4 separate regions of the Mus musculus genome follow, and all the other regions are linked to region 1. Evidence: chromatin loops called from intact Hi-C (ENCODE). Cell type or tissue: left cerebral cortex. All regions are shown on one strand. Region 1 holds the start of Bzw2 (basic leucine zipper and W2 domains 2). Region 2 overlaps Tspan13 (tetraspanin 13). Region 3 overlaps Bzw2 (basic leucine zipper and W2 domains 2). Region 4 has its middle 29 kb from the start of Agr3.

Region 1 (5,000 bases):
CTGTGCAAAGACTGCAACCCTGCAACGGTTTGAGGGTCTGTATGCCCTTCATGGGACAAGGTAAAAGATACCCATGCAAGCTGGAGAAAAGTAGTTATCTTGAAAGAAGAGCTAATTCCAAACAATGGAGGAGGAGAGAATGGGTGGCCAGGAAAGGCAGAGAATTCCAGGAAGAGAAAAAAAGAGGAACAAAGGGTGGAAATTACTGGTAGGTTAGGGAAGCAGTCTATGGCGACCTTAGGGCAGAGAGTGGGAGGAGCTGGCTGACTGGAAATGCCTGCTGGGACCACAGGTTGGAGCCTTACTCAGTGACCAGTGAAAGGGTGATTGTGTTTGGTGTTTACCCAACTGAGAGTTCCTTGAAATAGCCAGGTGGGAAGAGGACTCCATGGCAGATGCCAAGGAGTAGAAAATGAGGTCATAGGATACACATGACATTTCAGAGAGTAGTGGTTTCTAAAAGAGTTTAAAGATGAGGACAGAAACAGGGGAGACTATCATATGTGTGTATATACATAATATATATACATATATATATATTCCCATTATGTAATAGTATGTTAATATGGTTTCTTTTTTTTTTTTTTTTTAAGGAAAAAAAGCCATGGAAATAGACACATAAACTACAAATATCCATCTCAAGAAGGCTGGGGGTAAAGGAGAAGAAGGAGGCCCAGGGAACAAGGAGGAAGGAGGCTTGCACCTATGGCATGTTGGCTCACATAAACATCATATAGACCAGCAGCCATGGCATACTGGCTCACATACACATCATATAGACCAGCCAGGCACAAGGAAGTGTCCTTCCCCACTTAGCGCCGCCAAGCACAGGAAGAAGAGCGAGGAGACTAAAGTTGTGTGCTAAGCAAAGTCTTAAATCCTGTGACAAATAGCTGAAGGAGTTATTCGACATACCAAAGTCAACCTAGTGGCCAAGGTTCTCCCAGCATCCCTCAGTCCTTACCTGTTATAGGGTTTGACTGGCATCCCCTGTCGTCTACATGAACTCTCCAGTGCAAGGGCTGGGCTGCCCTTCCCTCAGAGGTTCTTCCCTATATAATCCAGCCATGTCGGTTACCTGTTTCTTTTGCCCTCTTGGCTGCTGTACCTGGTTCTCCTCTCTGCCCTCTCCTTACATGGCTCTGGGTCACATCCACTCTGGATTCTCCCAGATATCTAATAAACTTTCTCCTCCAGCATTCATAGGAACAGTCATGGTTTTCCTTTTTATTTCTTTTTCTCCCCATTCAGTTTGGCTGTGTTTTTATTTGTTTTATTTTTAATCTCTAAGTCAGGGTTTTACTGTGTAACATAGCCCTGTCTAGCAGCTCTGTAGAAAGATTTGCTTGCCTTTGCTTCCAGAATACTGAGATTAGAGGTGTGTACCACCATACCCCGAGAAAGGTTTTTACAGACGGATCAGAAAGAATCTAATTCCAGATTCCATACTTTCCAAATGTGGGGCTGTGGGCAAATTAACCTCCTTTAGTTTCTGTTCATACGTTCATAAATGAAGATAATACTGGCTGATTCCTGGCATATAGCGACAATGGTTAAAATAATCCTATGCACAGCATCTGGCAGACTATCTGGGACAGATTAGATAGTCAAAATGAATAGTTATTTCATTATCAATAGAGTTCTTTAATGAGAACACATTTCAATAAGCTCATTAGCTAATCTAATTTTGACATTAAATATTTATGCTACGATTGAAACCCTTCTGAACACTCTCCATTAGGTATCTGGTTCCAAAATTCAAACTGAACATAGGATTTATCTGCACTTCTGGGTGGGTGTTTTCCTTTGTCCGTAAATATCATCAACTCTAAATGAAAGCCATGCATTCAGAAGACGAAATACCCACCAGGTGCTTAAAACACAACCTAATGTTTCCATCGGTCGAGGAACTGACAACCCCAGGGAGACAAACAGGTGTGACCTTCAAGTAACCATGGCCCAGATTTGGCACCAGAGATGGAAACCCTGGCAGTTAAGTACCCAATTCTGTCTCTGCATCTGATGAAATGATGTGTAGTCACATGGCGAGGTTACTCTCAGGCATTTTCTTAGGTCTGTGGCTACTACCTCTGGCACATTAATTGCTGTGGCGGTAGCATTATGTGTTACACAACACTGGTCACTCTCACAAGCCCTACTGCTTGTTTGAACAGCTACATCATTTTTAAAGCATCATCAAACAAAAGTTTCTTTGTTATATATTGAGATGAATAATTACCAACCATTTTCATGGGAGAATCTATCTGCTCCTCCCTCCCCAAGCTGAAGCTCATGTCTGTCGGTGGCTGTTGGGGGATGGGCAGCGGGAGTTTAGAAAAGATTTTGGTTAAAGATAAGAGATAGGGAACGTCATCTGTGGGTCTCTGAAGTGCTAGTACGCGCTTTGAGCAAAACGAGGTAGAGGGGCCACAGGAAAAGGCATTTCACATCATTCTTGGCACCGTGGAATGAAAGAGCGATCCTGGGGCTACTTAATAAAAACCACCTACATGATTATTCAAGTATTTCTCCCTAGCACAATTGTGTTTTAACGGAAACATCAATACCAGTCTGTTGAGAAACAACAGCAAAACTAAACAGTCATTTCCGAAGAAGCAGTGATTGACGCTGTAGAACGCTACAGATAAGCATCTTGGAGGAATGATTGAATATTTTCTTAAGCGTACCTTGCATCGGAGGCACAGAAAGGTACACACGATATTCACCTCTTATCTACCTACGGTGGACGCTCCAGGAGCCACACCACAGTTGAATGAAGGCTGGATTAAGAAACTAATCTAAGGCTATATATAGACAGCAACACCAATTTAATCCCCGCCCTCTCCAGCCTACCCTCCCTAGTTCCATAAATCCCCAAACCTGAGTTATAAAGACAGGCAGCTCTCTCAGAGCAAAAAAGACCCCCACACCCCAACAAAGTATCAGAGCAGTTGTAAGTCGCTTCTAAATATCCTTAGCGAACACCACAGGTCCAGGTTCCATGGCTTCCACAGAGGGCAAGAAATGACAGACAAGTACTGGGGAGGGCTAGGTTTGCAAAAAGAAATTTACCTTCTCCGAGCCTCTCCCAGTGTCGCTGGTCATGGGGTGTTCCCCTCACCTCCCGGCAGTGGGCCTCCCCGGGGATCGCCACGCACGAGACCATGTGCACCCGCCACTTTCACCGCGTGGCCAGCTTACGGCCGGCCCGCGGTCCCCGGAGCTCTTGGGGCGGACAAACGTAGCGAGGTCTAGGTCTCGCTCGAGAGGCACTAATACACAGTACGTGCATGGATGATGGCGCGGCGCGGGGGCTCCTCTATGAAGAGGAAGGCAACCGCCCCAGGTGGCACATGCTTCCTCCACGCCAGCTCCAGCCCGCTGGGACCCCTTGGCTCGGAGGCGGTCACTGCTCGCTCAACTCTCAGGCTCCCGCCGCCCCACCTGATCACCTCTTACCTGTCCAAGGAGGGAGCGACGACGCGCGAGACTGGTGGCTGCGGCGGATCCTGCAGCAGCAGTGGCGGCGGCAGTGGCTGAGGCAGACAATGGAGGAGTGAAGGACAGACACATTGACACAGACACACAGAACCCGGTGTAGCTCCGCCTCCTGCCCCGGCCCCGCCCTATCCCCGCCCCTTGCCCGAACCGCGCCACTCTTAGGGGCAGTGCAGCCCGTCTAGCTGCATCCCAATGCCTCCGCACGTGCCCACAGAAGTCACTACCAGGCAGAGAACTTCTATCCTTAGAATCCAAGGAACCCTGTGTCCCTGTACTTCTTAATAGGTTATCATGGGAATAGGAAACCTAGAAGATGTATTGAATCCCCTTCCAAATGTCTCCTTTTGGTTTGGACCTCGTAGGTTGCTCCAATTGGAGTCGCTTGCTGCCTCTTGCAGCTCCTCCTCCCGACCTGGCCATTGAGGCGCGGGGGCGGGACTTGTGGAGAGCGCCAGCCCGGCTCGCTCAAGCTCGCCGCACCCGCCAGCCCCCAGCCGTGAGACCCTAGCGACTCTGCCACTTCACTGGGCTGCTGCTCCGGCCTCGAGTTGCCTTGCTGTGGCGGTCTTCCACGACGCATACACGTCTCTTGTTTTTTTAAAAAACCTTTCCAAAGAAATAGAATAAGCGTCAAGCTGGCGGGAACGATGGGTCACATAAAGAAAGGCGAGCTGACCCAGGAGGAAAAGGAACTGCTGGAAGTGATCGGGAAAGGTACGGGTGCAGGGTTGGTATCCGGGTGCTGCACACCTGGTCTCAGGGCATTGAGGAGCCTGGAGCGCGCCCTAGGCCCGGAGGACCTTGGGCAACTTGCAATCCGGAAAAAGCCTTTCTGTCTCTGTCTGGGGACCGATTGCAGGGGCGGGGAGATGGGAGGCAGAAAAATTGAGGCCATCAGATCTAGGTTGCCGAGCTTAGACCTCTAAATCAGCTTTTTGGAAATCGACCGACTGTCACTACACATCTTAGACAGTCACGCGTGGCCCTGGGCGCCTGTCTTTGCGTATGCATGCTTGCCAGCTCATTGGATGTTTTGACCGTAATCAGTCAAGACCGCAGTGGCCTGGTAGTTCTAGGCTCCAAGTCGGGTGTATAAAGGGCCCTTTCGACTTCCGGAGGCTTAAGGATCTGGATCCCTTGCAGATCCCCGCCCCTGCTGCGGGTGGAGGGAGCTTTCAGCAACAGGGGTTCTTTATAAGGGCACAGAACTCGCTCTGCATGTTCCGCCCTGAGCTTTCTGCATCAAGGCCTTCTGTGGCTGGCTTCCTGTAGCCCAGGTCGGCGCAGGCACCCACAGACACGACTGACCTTGGTCCGATGTTAGACCTCAAGTGATCTTGTTGAGCTCCTTGGTGCTTCCCAGTCCACTTTGTGGATTCGAGCCACGCCTCCTCTGTGCAGCTTGCAGGAAGGAAGCCAACTAGAAGCCATGTTTCCCCACCAGTCCCTGAGTGCATGTCCCAAATGAGTTCCTGGCCGCATCCCCGTTACCTGGCAGG
Region 2 (5,000 bases), 130 kb before region 1:
CAGGAACAGGAAGATGCCCACAGCAATGACCACACCCACCACTCGGAGACTGGAGATCAGCCCAAAGCCGATGCCCCAGGCAGCAATCCCAATGAGCAGCAGGCTGACCAGCTGTGGAGAGATGGGGAGAGGTTCAGCGTTATAGCGCCCGCACCGCTCAGGTATTAACATCTTAGCATCTTTCCTACAACGGCAAGAGTCCCTTGGGGGCCCCAGGGTGTCAGCTGTGGAACCTGCTACACACACCACATTCAAATGGTGTTGTATTTGTATATACTTTATGATATCCTCCTTTAAGCTTCAGACCATCTCTGGGTGACTTGGACATTGCCTTGCAATGCTACCAGAAATTGTCAGGGGAATAATAACAAGAAAAAAAAAACTTGGCTAATGAAACCATTTTTTGATCCTGTTGATTAAATGCATGAATGTGAAACCCACAGTTAGAGAAAGCTGACTGAAACCCACAAGGCTCAGTTGATGGTACTGTTGTAATAAATTTAAAGTCATCCCCAATTATGCTTAAAAAAAAAAAGATTAACAATAATCCAGAAAGCAACCATGCAGTCTCAAAGGTCATCTGGATTCTGACGCCTACAAGGAGCATAAGCTAGCCCAGTAACAGCATTATGTAAAACTAGGCACCAGCACACCTCAGTCTATCATTCTGATGTGCTCATATGAAAATTACCTTTTGCTTTATAACCCAGTCGGCCCGCAGCCCCCTCTGTTCTCCCGCTCCCCAAAAGGCTGAGACAGTCCTCCCTCCCCTAACAAGCTGTGTTCCTCAAATGTGAAGCTATGGTTTCTTTCCTTGTACTACAACCTGTTGCCCTATCGCCTCTCCAGGAGCAAAAGGCAATTCGGATGTAAGCTCTCCGAGGCTCGAACCTCCAGGTATCCTTGGAACTTATCAGGGCCTGAGCCCTGGAGAACATTTGAAAATTGTTTCCAGTACGTAAAACCATAGACGTGCAAGAGACCATTAAAGCCATCAAGATTAAAATAGGGAAGGAGAGGTTGCTATTTGAAATGAAATGGCAGCTGAGCAAGGAGAAATCATGTTCTATTCCAGTCACTGTATTTATAAGTTTATCAAACACTACCTAAAGAGCTAGTACGCCTGTGTGTAAGACGGAGCTTACAAAACGCAAAGATATAATTATTCTTTAAACAAACAAACAAACAAATAAATGGTAAACCACATAAGAATTATAATGAACTCTAGAAGATATAGATAGCTTAATACAGTTTCAGAAAGGGGTGGAAGAGGATTTATAGAGCAGAATAGTTCTGTGTGCCTTCAGTACACATGCGGTCAACCATCTCCAGGAGTAATGAGGTAGTGTAATGCCCAGTTTGGAAAAAAACAAAATTCAAAACTAGATTTTTCTAGCATCACACTACTGACAGGCCTCTGTTTAGAAACATATAAATTACTATGTGATTTTTTCCCTTGCTCAAATGCACCACTGTTTATGTGCAAAGCAATATACACTGATTTAAAAACTTATTTACATATATAGAGAGATAAACAAAACTGCTAAATATTGTGCATCTGTTTCTATTTTTACCCAAAGCATTTTCTTTTTTGAATCTTGGTCAAAGAGCCAAAACATGGGAGGGGAAAAAAAAAAAAAAAAAAAAAGAAGCCATCTGTGGGACCACAGAGCTCGTTTCAGGTGACATTACCACAGCAGCTCATACACCAAAACAAACCGCTCCCTTCCTCAGCTGCTCCTTGTGAGTTCTGCATCATTGTCTCCTCAGAGTCTCCTCACAAGTTCAAACAGTGGTGAGCTGAGAAAACGCACTCTGCCCTTTCACAGGTGAGCTTACTTCTGACTCTGTAACACCTAAATGTGTCACATTCCCTTTCACAACCAATAAAAGGAGCCTGGGGGGGGGGGGGTGAAGAAGGGCCTCACCTCTGCCTGGCTTAGCATCACCACAGTAATCTTGGTACAGGCACAGAGGATGCTCCACAAGTACACACATCAGAGTAGCTAACTGCAGCAATTAGTGGTCTCCAGAAACAGAACCAATACAAAGTATGCATATGTATGTATGTATGTATATATATATATATATATATATATATATATGTATATGCATATATGTATATATGCATACTTTGTGTTGGTTTCTCATATATATATACACACATATATATATATATATATACACACACACATACATACACACACACATATGAGAAAATGAAGCTCAGACAAGAGAAATTTTAAAGCGCTACCCACACTATGAAGGATAGTCTGATTCGCTTAATCAACTGATTCTAAATGCTGGCTACAGTTCAAAATACCCTTAAAGCAGTATCTAACCAAACAACTGAGAACCATGGCACCCTGTGTCCATGGTAACACAGATGACACATCCCACCCACCTGCTAACATCAAATTCTGGATGAGAGAGGCGCATTTACTAATTCAGGTCATGAGACAAGATCTTCAATCTGCATTTCCCTTAACATAAAAAGTCCTTCTGGGGTCCTCTGGTCTCCACACGCACACTGGGTAGCATACATGTAAGTACATACACAGCTTTAAAGAGTTCGTTCGTCCAAAATCATGCCAAACCCTTCCTACATTAATGGGATTCTTTTTTTTTTTTTTTTGGTTTTCCAAGACAGGGTTTCTCTGTGTAGCCCTGGCTGTCCTGGAACTCACTTTGTAGACCAGGCTGGCCTTGAACTCAGAAATCCGCCTGCCTCTGCCACCCCCCCCCCACTTCCGAGTGCTGGGATTAAAGGCGTGTGCCACCATGCCCAGCCATTAATGGGATTCTTAAACATCAGGAATGTTAAAAGTTAAATATTCTTAAAGTATTAAGTTAATAAACTTTACATTTAAATAGTAAATTCAAGACTTAAAGACAGAAGTCAGAAATTGTTCTTGTCACTTAACCTGGTTGCGTACATCACAGCCCCTGCCACGACCTATTCCAATACTGTACACAGGCCTGAGACACACGGTACAGATGGAATGACCAGAGCTGTGTTGACACCTGCCCCATGTTTTTTTCTGTCTTATTGGCTTCGTTTGGCTGAAGGTTTAACATTTTGTTTGTTCTGCTTTGCTTTGCTTTGTCTGTTATTGGTTTAGGGGTGGCTTCATCTTTGTTGGAAGGGTTTCAGAGTGTCCGAGATAAGGTAAGATAGCTCAGGCTAGCCTCAAAGTCAGGATTCTCTTGTCTTGGCTTCCCAAGTGCAGATGACATTGCATGTGCCACCGGAACCATCAACACCTCTTTTCCCACTGTGAATTCTACATCAATTTCCATGTATCACAAAGTATGTCCCTTCCTTTGATTTTTTTTTTTCTCTACTATTTAAAAATGTGAATCCAGGCCAAGAAGATGATGACTCAGCAAGTAAGGGTGACTGCTGCCAAGCTGGGCAATTCTATCCCAAGAACCCACACAGTAGAAAGAGAGAGCTCTTACAATCCTGCAAACTGTTCTCTAAACTCTATACATGTGTTGGGACACACACACACATACACACACGAAAATGAAAGAGGTTGTTAAAACAAATATCATTTTGTAATGAACTCACAAATAAAACACCATGCATCTGTACTAAGGCAGCCATTCAAACAATTTAGAGAGAGAGAGAGAGAAACCACTCTTAGCTAGTATGCTGTAACAAAGAAGATGGGATGGATTTAGCTTGTTGGCTATAGTTTACTGGCTTTTGCTTTTGAAGTCAGTAAAGATTGAAAGCTAACAAGAGGACAAATAATTACTATGTCAAGAGATTTTTTTACAAAGTATGTCACAGTAAAATACAATTAAAACAGAACAAAAGTAGGTAAACACAATAAGGCAAAGAATGCAAAGAAAATATAGGCTCACTAAAGAAAGTGCATTCCTTTTTTTGAGTCTCTGACTCCCGTGTCCCTCCCAGACTCAAGCAACCCCCTATGACCACAGGAGTTGACTCCTGTCCACTTGCTGTCCACAAGATGAGTGTATCAGATTGACCAAGGGGACTCTGAAGCTGGGATTAAACTACAAATCTCAAGACAGGATGATTCTAAATTATGTGAATAAGATTTAAATAGTCTCAGAGTCCTTGCAAGAGGTAGGAGGAGCGGGCTGGTGAGATGGCTCAGTGGGTAAGAGCACTGACTGTTCTTCCAAAGGTTCTGAGTTCAAATCCCAGCAACCACATGGTGGATAACAACCACCCATAATGAGATCTGACGCCCTCTTCTGGCATGTCTTAAGCTACAGTGTACTTATATGTATAATAAATAAATCTTTAAAAAAAAAAAAAAGAGGAGGGTCAGGATCTGAAAACGACATCACTGAGGGAAGCAGAATGTAGCCTGAGAGGTCTAGCAATGGCATGCTACTAGCACTGAAGGCGGAGGGAGAGGTTCTATGCCAAGGAACGCAAGGAGCAGATGCCAGGCAACACTCTTCCCTTCCCTAGCAAGTACAGCCGAGACCTGCTGCAGACTTCTGACTTCTGGTACAAGGTACAACCTATTGTTTTAGGTCATTATTACACTTGTAGCACTTTGTTAAAAACAGGAAACATTCGATGCTTTTGAAAGTTTGTCTGGTTAGAATAACAGGAATAGACTGAATCCGATTACAGACTCATTAGAGTCCAAGGTTAGTACACAGCCTCTTTGAGGACAGGCCTTACTTGGTTTACCCCAGGTGGCTCTGAAGTATCATGAATTATTCCTAGCTGGGCATGACGACCATTTAGAGGCTGAGGCAGGAGGATTTCCAAGAGTTCAAGACCAACCTGGACTACATACCAAGTATTAAGCTAACAGGCAGACCTACATTATAAGACACCGCCTTTGAAAAACAAGAAAGGCATGGGGGATGGAGAGATGACTCCCTCTTTCAGAGCAATTGCTGCTCTTCCAGAGGACCCAGGATTGATTCTCCAGTATCCACATGGCAGATGGCAAGCATCTGTAAGTCCAGTTCCAGGAGATCTTCAATGCCCACTTCTAGGA
Region 3 (5,000 bases), 52 kb before region 1:
TTTTGTCCTTTCTGTCCACCTGATAACACTGTGTCTCCTTTCTTTTTCCTTTTTCTTTTTAAGCCCTTCTCCTCTTCCGACATACTTTCTTGTTGCTCTGTAAGGATTTTCTGACCTGTCTTGACTGCCTCTTGATTCAAACAGTAACAGAGTCCATATATCAGAACAAACAAGACCAAAACTATCAGACCTACCCACAAAGGGTCAACGGGAGAAAAAAGCATAACTACTCAGCGAGGATCTATTGATCACTACACTGAGGTTATCATAGTTCCTTAACTTGTCCCCAAACAGGGAACCTTAACTTGTCCCAAAGCCAGGAACCTTATCATTACTTTGTGCCTCCTTCCTGGCAACTTTATACTTGCCTCAATTTTATCCGAGGTCCTTCCCAAACTCCTGGGGTCGCAAGTTTCACTCACTGTGAACTTACCCTGCCGGCAACCACTGACTGCTGAAAGTTCTGAACTCGGTGGGGGAGTCGGTTCCCCGTACGGGCCACCAATTGTCGCGCCTGCTCTCGACCAGCAAGAACGACACGACCACCAGTCCTTCTAACAGCAGTTTATTCCGTCCTCATCTTTCTTCTTTCTCTTCATCAGTACCGTTCCCCAGCTGAAGAGTTCTGAATCCACGCAGGATCCTTCTCAACAGTCTGTTTCACGGGAACCTTTATTAACCCCTTCTTCCCCGTTATGCAGTTCTGAATCCTTCCTGTAGCAAGGGGTCTTCACTCATGCCTGAAGATGTTTCTTGTCCCGGGTTTTCTCGTCCCAGGTCTTCTCGTCCTAGGTCTTCTCGTCCCGTCCCGGGTTTCGGCACCACTTGTTGCGCGCGCTCAACTGGCCAGGAAGAACGACGCTGCTACAGGATCCTTCTGCACACATTTATTCAGTCCTGTTTCTTCTTTCTCCATATATCTCCCTTGTTTATATCTCCCTTGTTTTTATATCTCCCTTGTTTATATCTCCCTTGTTTTTATATCTCCCCTGTTTATATCTCCCCCGAACCCTGGGCCTCTCACTCTTTTTATACTCTCTCTCATCCACGCACCGCAGGCCACGACACCTCACCAGGCACGCAGCTTCAGCTAATCAGGGCAGCAGGGGCAAATCTCCACCAAATTGGATTCACCTGTATCCTGGTACACCTGCGCAGCTCTCAAGATGTTTGTGGTTTATATGAGGAAGTCAGGTGCAAGTCATATGACTTAGCTGCAGTCCCTGGCGCCTTTGGGACTGCCGCCACACCCGCTCCCCACAGGTTTATTCATTGTGTGTGTGCTACAGTGAGCCACATGTTGAGATCAGAGGACAACTTGAGAGAGTTGGTTCTCTCCTTCCACCACGTGGGTACCAGGGATCTAACAACTGTCACCTTTGGCAGCAAGCTCCTTTATCTATAGTAACCTCCCTGGCATGGTTACTATATCCTTTTCCTAAAATAGTTATTAGGAAATACCTCATTGTCTTAGTTAAGGTTTCAGCTGGTATGATAAAACACTGACCAAGAGCAACTTGGGGAAGAAGGGGTTTATTTCAGCTTACAACCTGTGGTCTATCATCCAAGGAAGTTAGGCAGGAACCTAGAGGTCATACACTGCTTACTGGCTTGTCCCTATGGCTTACTCGGCTTTACTTAGGGCATACAGCACCACCAGCTGAGGGGTGGCACCATCCAAATGAACTGGGCCCTTCTACATCAGTCACTTGTATTAAGAACATGCCCCAGAGGCTTGCCCACGGGCCACACTGATGGGGGCATCTTCTCAAAGGAGGCTCCTTTTTACAAGATGTACTCATATTAAGAATCTGGATGGCGAATTCAAATTCATAGCAAAATAGCACTGAGCATTTAAAAAATTAACTATCCGTCAATCATGTAAAAACTTTTTCAATACAAAGTCTAAAGTTACTATTCAAAGTAGACAAGTCTGCTGGGCAGGTGTGAGAGACGCAGGTGAACATTACCCTAATTGAACTCACGTGGCTAACAAGAAAAAAGCCATGAAAGACAAAGTGGGGCTGAGTGGAATAAAGGAGATCAGTAGGAGTGGGAGGTGGGTAATAGGGCATGTGTGAATATGATCAAAATACATGTTCAATTGAAATTAGTTTAAAAAAACTATGAAAAACACAGCAAGCAATTCTAAAAACAGCAGGGAAAGTAAGCGTTTTGCTTATATTACTTTATATGTATGATAACGTGCTGCTGCTACTTAGGAATGCACCACCTCTAATGGGCCTTTCACAATGTTCAAAATCTGTCTCCCAGTTGCTCCTTTTCCCCCTCATAAAACTATGTAATCCAGCCCTCAAGCAGCCAAGCATTGCTGCTGCATGCTGTAGGTATGGGGACTGGGATCAGTTAGAGCGCTCAACATTCATTTTTTTTAGTGCTGGTTGTCATGGCAACCTAAACCACCTAAATACAATGAAGAGACAGTAAATGTGAATATTTAAAAATAGCCTTGCCTTAGAAAAACAGGAGAATGGCTGGGCCAAATAACTAAAATGTCAAGTGAAAGGCTAATTATTGCAGTAATTTTCAAGTCAGTCTTATAGTACCTAAATGGGTCTGAACGCAGTATATATAGCATTTTGATAATCACTGTTATTAGAGCTAATTGTTTCAATTCAGAAGCAGACTCAATTATCTTATATAATTATACTCGTTCACTATAGGCGAAACAACCAGTTCATCCCGTCTTCTGGCAGCTTCTGACCAGTAAGAGTTCAGGTGCCTAACCAGCAAGGGTCCTGATGTAGTGCGCACCGAGCCTGAGCCTTCTTTCTCTCTTTCTGTGACATGGACAACCTCCAGAACCTTCCCCAGCTAGCATCTGTGGTGTTCCTCCATGAAGACAGGCTTGTGACCTCTGCCTGAACTGGCTGGTTTTGTGTGTCATCTTGTCACAGGCTGGAGTTATCACAGAGAAAGGAACTTCAGTTGGGGAAATGCCTCCATGAGATCCAGCTGTAAGGCATTTTCTCAATTAGTGATCAAGGGGGAAAGGCCCCTTGTGGGTGGGACCATCTCTGGGCTGGTAGTCTTGGTTCTATAAGAGAGCAGGCTAAGCAAGCCAGGGGAAGCAAGCCAGTAAGTAAAATCTCCCCATGACCTCTGCATTAGTTCCTGCTCTCTGACCTGCTTGAGTTCCAGTCCTGACTTCCTTTGGTGATGAACAGCAATGTGGAAAGTGTAAGCTGAATAAACCCTTTCCTCCCCAACTTACTTCTTGGTCATGATGTTTGTGCAAGAATAGAAACCCTGACTAAGACACTGCGTTACCCATCTCTGTTCTCCCAGAGCTTCAGCAAAGACAGAGGCACAATGGGGGAGCAGGGACGATACCTTTATAAAAGAGAACCACGATCTTCTGGAAGGCCTTCATGAAGTGGATGTTGTCGTAGCAGTATTCCTGAACCTTCTGCAGGAGGACGAGCTCGGACTGGCCTTGGGAACTGAACACGGCCAGCAGCGGAGCGTATTGCTGGGACAGAGCAGAGGGAAAGGTGTGACCCAGAGCCAACACTGCTGGAATCCCAACAGCAGCACATTGGAGATATCCTGTTCATGGTTATTATATTATGCCCAGCTACAGTGAATTCTATACCAGTGTATCTCAGTAGACTTTATTCACTGCATGCATTAAGGAGACCAAATAAGACTACTGCATTATGAGCAACCGCACAGCCCATTGTGTATACTGGGCACTGTGGAAGTGCAATCAAATCCTCGCAGGCTATGGTGCAGCCGAGCTCCAGTTAGGATAGTGGGATTCTCCTACTCTATGTCCCAGGCACCGCAAGTCACCTGCAGGGTCTCTTTCTGTTGTTTCCCCATCCCAGATTTCCCTGACTTTCTATTAGTGCTAGAGAGCTTTTCCTAGACCTGACTCACTTCTCTTCCATGTAAATGTCCCCATCTGGAACAGAGTGTTCCCTTCTCTGACCTCAGAGATACTGAAAGTCATCGTCTATGACCACCTAGATCACAGTCTGAGCTCAACGTCCTAACTGAACTCTACATGCAAGACCTACTATGGTCACCTTAGCGCAAGAGCATGCGGATCTGTACCTCAACTTCCTAACTGAACTCTACATGCAAGACCTACTGTGGTCACCTTAGCGCAAGAGCATGCGGATCTGTACCTCAACTTCCTAACTGAACTCTACATGCAAGACCTACTGTGGTCACCTTAGCGCAAGAGCATGCGGATCTGTACCTCAACGTCCTAACTGAACTCTACATGCAAGACCTACTATGGTCACCTTAGCGCAAGAGCACGCGGATCTGTACCTCAACGTCCTAACTGAACTCTACATGCAAGACCTACTATGGTCACCTTAGCGCAAGAGCACGCGGATCTGTACCTCAACGTCCTAACTGAACTCTACATGCAAGACCTACTATGGTCACCTTAGCGCAAGAGCACGCGGATCTGTACCTCAACGTCCTAACTGAACTCTACATGCAAGACCTACTATGGTCACCTTAGCGCAAGAGCACGCGGATCTGTACCTCAACGTCCTAACTGAACTCTACATGCAAGACCTACTATGGTCACCTTAGCGCAAGAGCACGCGGATCTGTACCTCAACGTCCTAACTGAACTCTACATGCAAGACCTACTATGGTCACCTTAGCGCAAGAGCACGCGGATCTGTACCTCAACGTCCTAACTGAACTCTACATGCAAGACCTACTATGGTCACCTTAGCGCAAGAGCACGCGGATCTGTACCTCAACGTCCTAACTGAACTCTACATGCAAGACCTACTATGGTCACCTTAGCGCAAGAGCACGCGATTCTGTACCTCAACGTCCTAACTGAACTCTACATGCAAGACCTACTGTGGTCACCTTAGCGCAAGAGCACGCGGATCTGTACCTCAACGTCCTAACTGAACTCTACATGCAAGACCTACTGTGGTCACCTTAGCGCAAGAGCACGCGGATCTGTACCTCAACGTCCTAACTGAACTCTACATGCAAGA
Region 4 (5,000 bases), 260 kb before region 1:
AGACATTTCCAATTGCACAGACTTTTCTGAATTGTTCCACAATGTACATTAAGGCTAAAATCTTGACTGTGTCGTTTCTTAATTGCAGAGACCTTGTGGTAGACTGACAAATAACTCTCCTCAAGAATAGAGAGTCAGTCCTCAGAACCGTGGTGCTATGTAATAGGGCAGTAGAGTTTTGCTGTATAGGTAGGATCCCCGAACAGGGAGACTCTCCTAGATATCCAGGAGGGAGCCATGCTACCACACGGACCCATTTGAAGGGAACATGGAAAGTTCAAAAAACAGAAAAGGCCACATAGTGGTAGAGGCAGGAGCGAGTGACAGTGCTACATGAAAGGGAAGACAGTAGCCTCCAAAAGCTAGAGAAACAGGACAGCCTCCTCTGAGGCTCCTGAAGTAACAGCAGCCAATTCCTTCCTATGAAATACTTGTTACAATATCAAAAGGGATATGTGTGTAAATTATGGATAACCCATAATAGAGCCTCCATGTTTGCCTCAGCCTTGGCAGTGTCCTGTCAGCCCCTCACAGGTAGGATGTGGGTTGGTGTGGCTTCCGCTAATTGGGACACCTGTAACCACTCAATGACCATGAGACTATATAGCACAAAAGGCCAGCCCTGGAAGATACCAGTTATGGACAGTGACCAACCAAAGGGATCATTTCCTCTCTTGGAAATTGTGACCTCAGTATGGCTTCAGAGATGCAAGGACCAGAGTCCAGTGGTGTGGAAAGCGAGGGAGCAGGAAGGGGCGGGGAGGGAGCATGGGAGACAAATGAGATGGGAGAGAAAGAAGCACTAAGCAGCAGCTTCCTGCAACCATGACCTCACATTGCCCCATGGTTTCCATAGCAACCATGACCCGAGCCAGGCCTCAAATGACCCCTGAACTGATGAACAATAGTAAGTAGCATTCCAGCTCTTCACAAGACTCAGAGCAGCTGCTGAGATGGACCCAGGCTCCCTCACCTTATTTAATGAGAAGGTTCTGTTCTTTGCAACCTCACAGAGCCCAGTCAGGGTTTCCTGGTCTTAGTTTTTAATCTTTTAGAAAATCACTGAAGGAAAACGACTTGAATCAAAACACCAATAAAGAAATATGCAAATGGCCAATAAGCTCATGAAAGTATGTTCAGTGTCATTAGATATTGAGGCAATGAAAACCAAAAGTACAGCGGGAGACCCACCTCACAGCCTCGGGAGAGCTCAAAAGACATTAGAACTGAAGACAGGCACAGTGCATGCATACAATACTGGTAGTACAATACGTGGTAGCCACCACAGGGAAGAGTTTGGCAATTTAGACTTTGACAGAATGTCATAGTTAGAACAGAGCAGCATACAGCCACAATCTCTACTCCTAACTATATACCCAAAGGTCACAGAAGAGGCATTCAAATGACACCTGCACAGCTCTCATAGGGACGATAGATAGTCAGAACCCCATAAAAGTGCAGATAAGGAACCATCCATGAGTGGGTAGACAGGTTTGGGAATAGATGTGCAATGGCATGTGACTTAGCTATGAAGGAGACTGAAAACTGATACACACTGCCAAGTACATGGACCTTGAAAACACTGCTATAGGAAAGAAAGCAGCCACAGAAAGCTATACAGTGTATAAACCCACTTCCATAAAACAGCAGCAATGAGCACATTCACAGAGATACAAAGCTGTGGGCCAGAATTTGCCCAGGGCTTGAGGAAAATGGGGGAGGGCAACTATTTGTGGGTATATAAGTTACTTTGTGGTGGTAAACAGTGCTAGAAATATGTCACACACAGCTACATAGCACTCTGAAAATACGAAATGCACAATTGCACTCTGCTGGGTGGTTAGAATGATTCCTTGTATATGAATTTTATAATAATGAAAAAAGTTTGTGGAAAAAGTACTTCATGACACTTGTTCATTTATTTGCTTATATATGTGACATGTATATAAACACATATGCACACTCGCGGTGACATAAACAGAAACTGAAATGATATGTAAAGCATACCAAGGGTGTGCTAATAGTAATCCATAGTTAGGTGTTGGCTGTGTGTTTCTGATTAGATGTATATGTAATAACCATGTCCATCATTTATAACATTGTATCATTGTAATTTAGAAGACGTATATAGTCTTCATTATAATAACCATTTCAACTTACAATTCTGCTACAGATACAATAGACACCTTGCACCCGGCTGTGTGTGCTTCTGGTGCCTTTGGGACCTGGGCTGTTCTTATCCCACAGTGGTCAAGTCTTGGCTGAACGACACCCAGATTCTCCGAGTAGTCTCTCAAAGTCTCCAACCTCACATGAACGTTACGGTCAGCCTGGGGCTGGAGAATGTTTTCTACAATGGAGTAAAAGCCAATGATTAGCATGCGTCTGTTCAGTCTGTCTGGTCTAGCCTCTGGGTGAAGAGAGATACTCAGTACAGATCACCTGACCTTTTATGTTACTAGTTTAATTTGATAATTTGACCCCACCATTTAAACTGGCTCAATGATGGGGTCCAGTCAGTAAAGAGATAAATAGATATTTGATACTTCAAAAGAACATTACAGATCTTTGCAAAAATAATGTAAATTTCTCAAGCAAATGACAGAGTGTATTGAGAAAGACACCAAGGGAAACACTCTTGCATTTTATTTATTTTGCCTATCAAAATAGACCAAAAGCCGTTCATCCTCTTGATCGGCAGGTGGCGCTGTGAACGTATCTTTGAAATTGAAAACACAAAAGCCATTTTCTTTAATCCCTCAATTACATAGGACATTTGAAATGATTTGTTTTAATCGGAATAAATGTCACTGTTAGTGACAGTAGATAATCCCTAAAATTCTCAAATCCTCCGCAAATGTTAATGGAATCACTTCATAGAAATAGCTTTTCAAATATTATCCGTAAGCTTAATAAACTGGGTTCGTTATGAACGGACTGGGTTATTTTCCTGTATATCGTCCTTGATTGCAGCTTCACACACAGCTATCTATTTAATCCTGGAAAACTCAGACGTTATTATTCCCGCTTCTCAAAGAGAAAATCGGGTCTCACACGGGTTACATTTTTTTTTACCCAAGTCCCATACCCCATTGATGAAGAGAATCACGCTTCAAAATCAAGCCTGGCTCCCTGGTGCTTAACCACAGCACGAAAGCATTTCAAAGGCAGAGCTAAATTGGTGAAAGTGTAGTAGATTGTAGTAAGGACTGAACAGGCTCAGGGGATTTTTAAATGCTAATTTCATTCCACCTTCAGTGCCATTTCTATTCAAATCACACAGATTGTTTAAAAACGAAAACAAGTCTGACCTTTTTTTTTTCCTGTGGGGAAAGTCTGGAGTCAGGAGTCAAACAGAGCTTCACAAAGACCTGGAGCCACACTCCCACACCCCTGTAGACAGAGACCTTTAGGCTGTGTAAAGGGGAATCTCAAGAAAGGAGCGGGGCTGCCCAGCAGTGAAAGGGGGAGAAAGAGATATGCAATTTGCATATCTAAAATTTGACCTTTTTGTGATCAGATAATCTTTTGCCCTATGAAATAGAAAAATCTTTGCCCACTGTGATCCCATTCTGAACTTTAAAAAGCATACAGAGTGCAAATTTGAAAAGTTTTATGTGATGTAGGAGCAACCAAACGTTCTAAGTCTGACACGCAGATCCAATGTAGTCAACTATGAAGGTTATTAAATGGACATGAGACATCTCTCTTTTCTTTCTAAAAGCAATTGTTACTCAGGCCTGAGGCTTAACTGAGGCTTTTCAGCTCCTGGCACTAGGGCCTCCCATTATGAGTCGAGTCACCATTTGTCCTGGGAGAAGGAACACTGAGCACATGGACAGTATTTCAGCTAGGTGAATACTTACCCTGGTACTTAGGACAGACAGTACAGTAGTGCGCTGGCCAGTTTCACACTGTCCCTCTCATAAAGCTCTCTACGGTCACACCTGAACATCAGCCCTATGACATCAGTGCCGGCTTAGCTGCCAATGTAACAGTCCACAATCACCTGGAAAAATATTCTTAACAAGGAATTATCTAGATCAGGTTGGCTTGTAGGCTTGCCTGTGGGGTTGGGGGAGTTTTAATTCATGTAAGACTGAGCCATTTCAGGTGGCACCATTCCCTAGGCAGGTTTCCAATAGCAGAAGAGAGGCGAAAACTGCTGAGAGCAAGCAAACAAGCAATAATCAGTATATTCTCTCTTTGCTCGTGACTGTGGATATGATGTGAACAGTTTCCCAAGTTCCTGCTGCCTTGACTTCCTGCACAAGATGAATAGAATCCTAGAATCTGGAGCTAAAACAAGCTTGTTCTCCCCCTAAGTTGCTGGTTGTTAGGGTGTTTGTCTTAGCAGCAGGAAAGAGACTAGAACATCTTACCTCTTTAATGGGATGTCAGGACACAGTCGGGAAGAGAAAAACACCTCAGGCTTGTCCTAGGACAGAGATAGCAGGTCACAGAAGTGTCATGGAATGAGCACTGGACAAGGCTATCCCAAGAGATCCCAAAAGAGGGGCCCAGCTTCTACCCCACTCCGTCCACACCGCCTTTCCACCATAGTCCATTTTTTCCCCATTACTATCACTTCTGGTGCGGCAACCAGCAGAGCTCACATTCAAAGCACAATGTGACACTTGCTTTCTAAGTAAATAGACATTCGTTTCCTAGAAATCCTGGTGACTGAGTGACAAGGCATGGCCCTTCACGCCCCTGAAGGAACAGCGGGACCTGTTCTTTCTGTATAGATAGTACACATTTCTATAATAAAAGTTAGATAAAAGTTAACACACACCCTAATTGCAAGTATTAACATGTTTAGCTGAAAATATGAATCAAAGTCTTTCTTTAATTAAACATCAAAATTTTGTCTCATTAACTGGCTCCAGTTGTCCACGGTGGAGGGGGCGGGGGGGGGGGGAGATGTTTTTCTGGAACTTTATTTTCTTATCTCCTTCTACTTCCTATCCAGTCACTTTTTCCAGAGTCAGTGGGGGCTA

What was found. Peaks named below come from ENCODE experiments on the same cell type or tissue, not always from the same donor. Only the 100,000 strongest peaks of a DNase experiment are listed, where the experiment ranks them.
Region 2: a loop joins it to region 1, with 5 times the contacts of the local background. A loop is called at or near these places in 3 of 42 quality-filtered maps.
Region 3: it touches region 1 in a loop (2.8-fold over the local background); 6 of 42 quality-filtered maps call a loop at or near these places.
Region 4: a loop joins it to region 1, with 5 times the contacts of the local background. A loop is called at or near these places in 4 of 42 quality-filtered maps.

Annotation. Positions count from the first base shown.
Region 1 is chr12:36,153,209-36,158,208 of GRCm38, forward strand. It overlaps Bzw2 (basic leucine zipper and W2 domains 2), which reads right to left and starts at 3,617. Exons shown (of 12, transcript NM_025840.3): 1 at 3,460-3,617. It overlaps Ankmy2 (ankyrin repeat and MYND domain containing 2), which reads left to right and starts at 3,916. Exons shown (of 10, transcript NM_146033.3): 1 at 3,916-4,215. The coding sequence starts at 4,149. In left cerebral cortex, no CTCF peak of the experiment used is centred here; DNase peaks (open chromatin) are centred at 2,182, 3,655, 3,878, 4,608 and 1 more place; H3K4me3 peaks cover 3,364 bases; H3K27ac peaks cover 3,210 bases.
Region 2 is chr12:36,023,962-36,028,961 of GRCm38, forward strand. Tspan13 (tetraspanin 13) reads right to left here. Exons shown (of 6, transcript NM_025359.3): 2 at 1-111. Among named protein-coding and RNA genes, the nearest start is that of Tspan13, 16 kb to the right of the region's middle. In left cerebral cortex, no CTCF peak of the experiment used is centred here; DNase peaks (open chromatin) are centred at 2,406 and 3,394; H3K27ac peaks cover 1,490 bases.
Region 3 is chr12:36,100,908-36,105,907 of GRCm38, forward strand. It overlaps Bzw2 (basic leucine zipper and W2 domains 2), which reads right to left. Exons shown (of 12, transcript NM_025840.3): 10 at 3,355-3,493. Among named protein-coding and RNA genes, the nearest start is that of Bzw2, 53 kb to the right of the region's middle. In left cerebral cortex, no CTCF peak of the experiment used is centred here; DNase peaks (open chromatin) are centred at 2,396, 2,790 and 3,403; H3K27ac peaks cover 480 bases.
Region 4 is chr12:35,893,686-35,898,685 of GRCm38, forward strand. No RefSeq gene overlaps it. Among named protein-coding and RNA genes, the nearest start is that of Agr3, 29 kb to the right of the region's middle. In left cerebral cortex, a CTCF peak has its summit at 2,700 (motif pointing right); DNase peaks (open chromatin) are centred at 2,727 and 3,103; H3K4me3 peaks cover 626 bases; H3K27ac peaks cover 417 bases.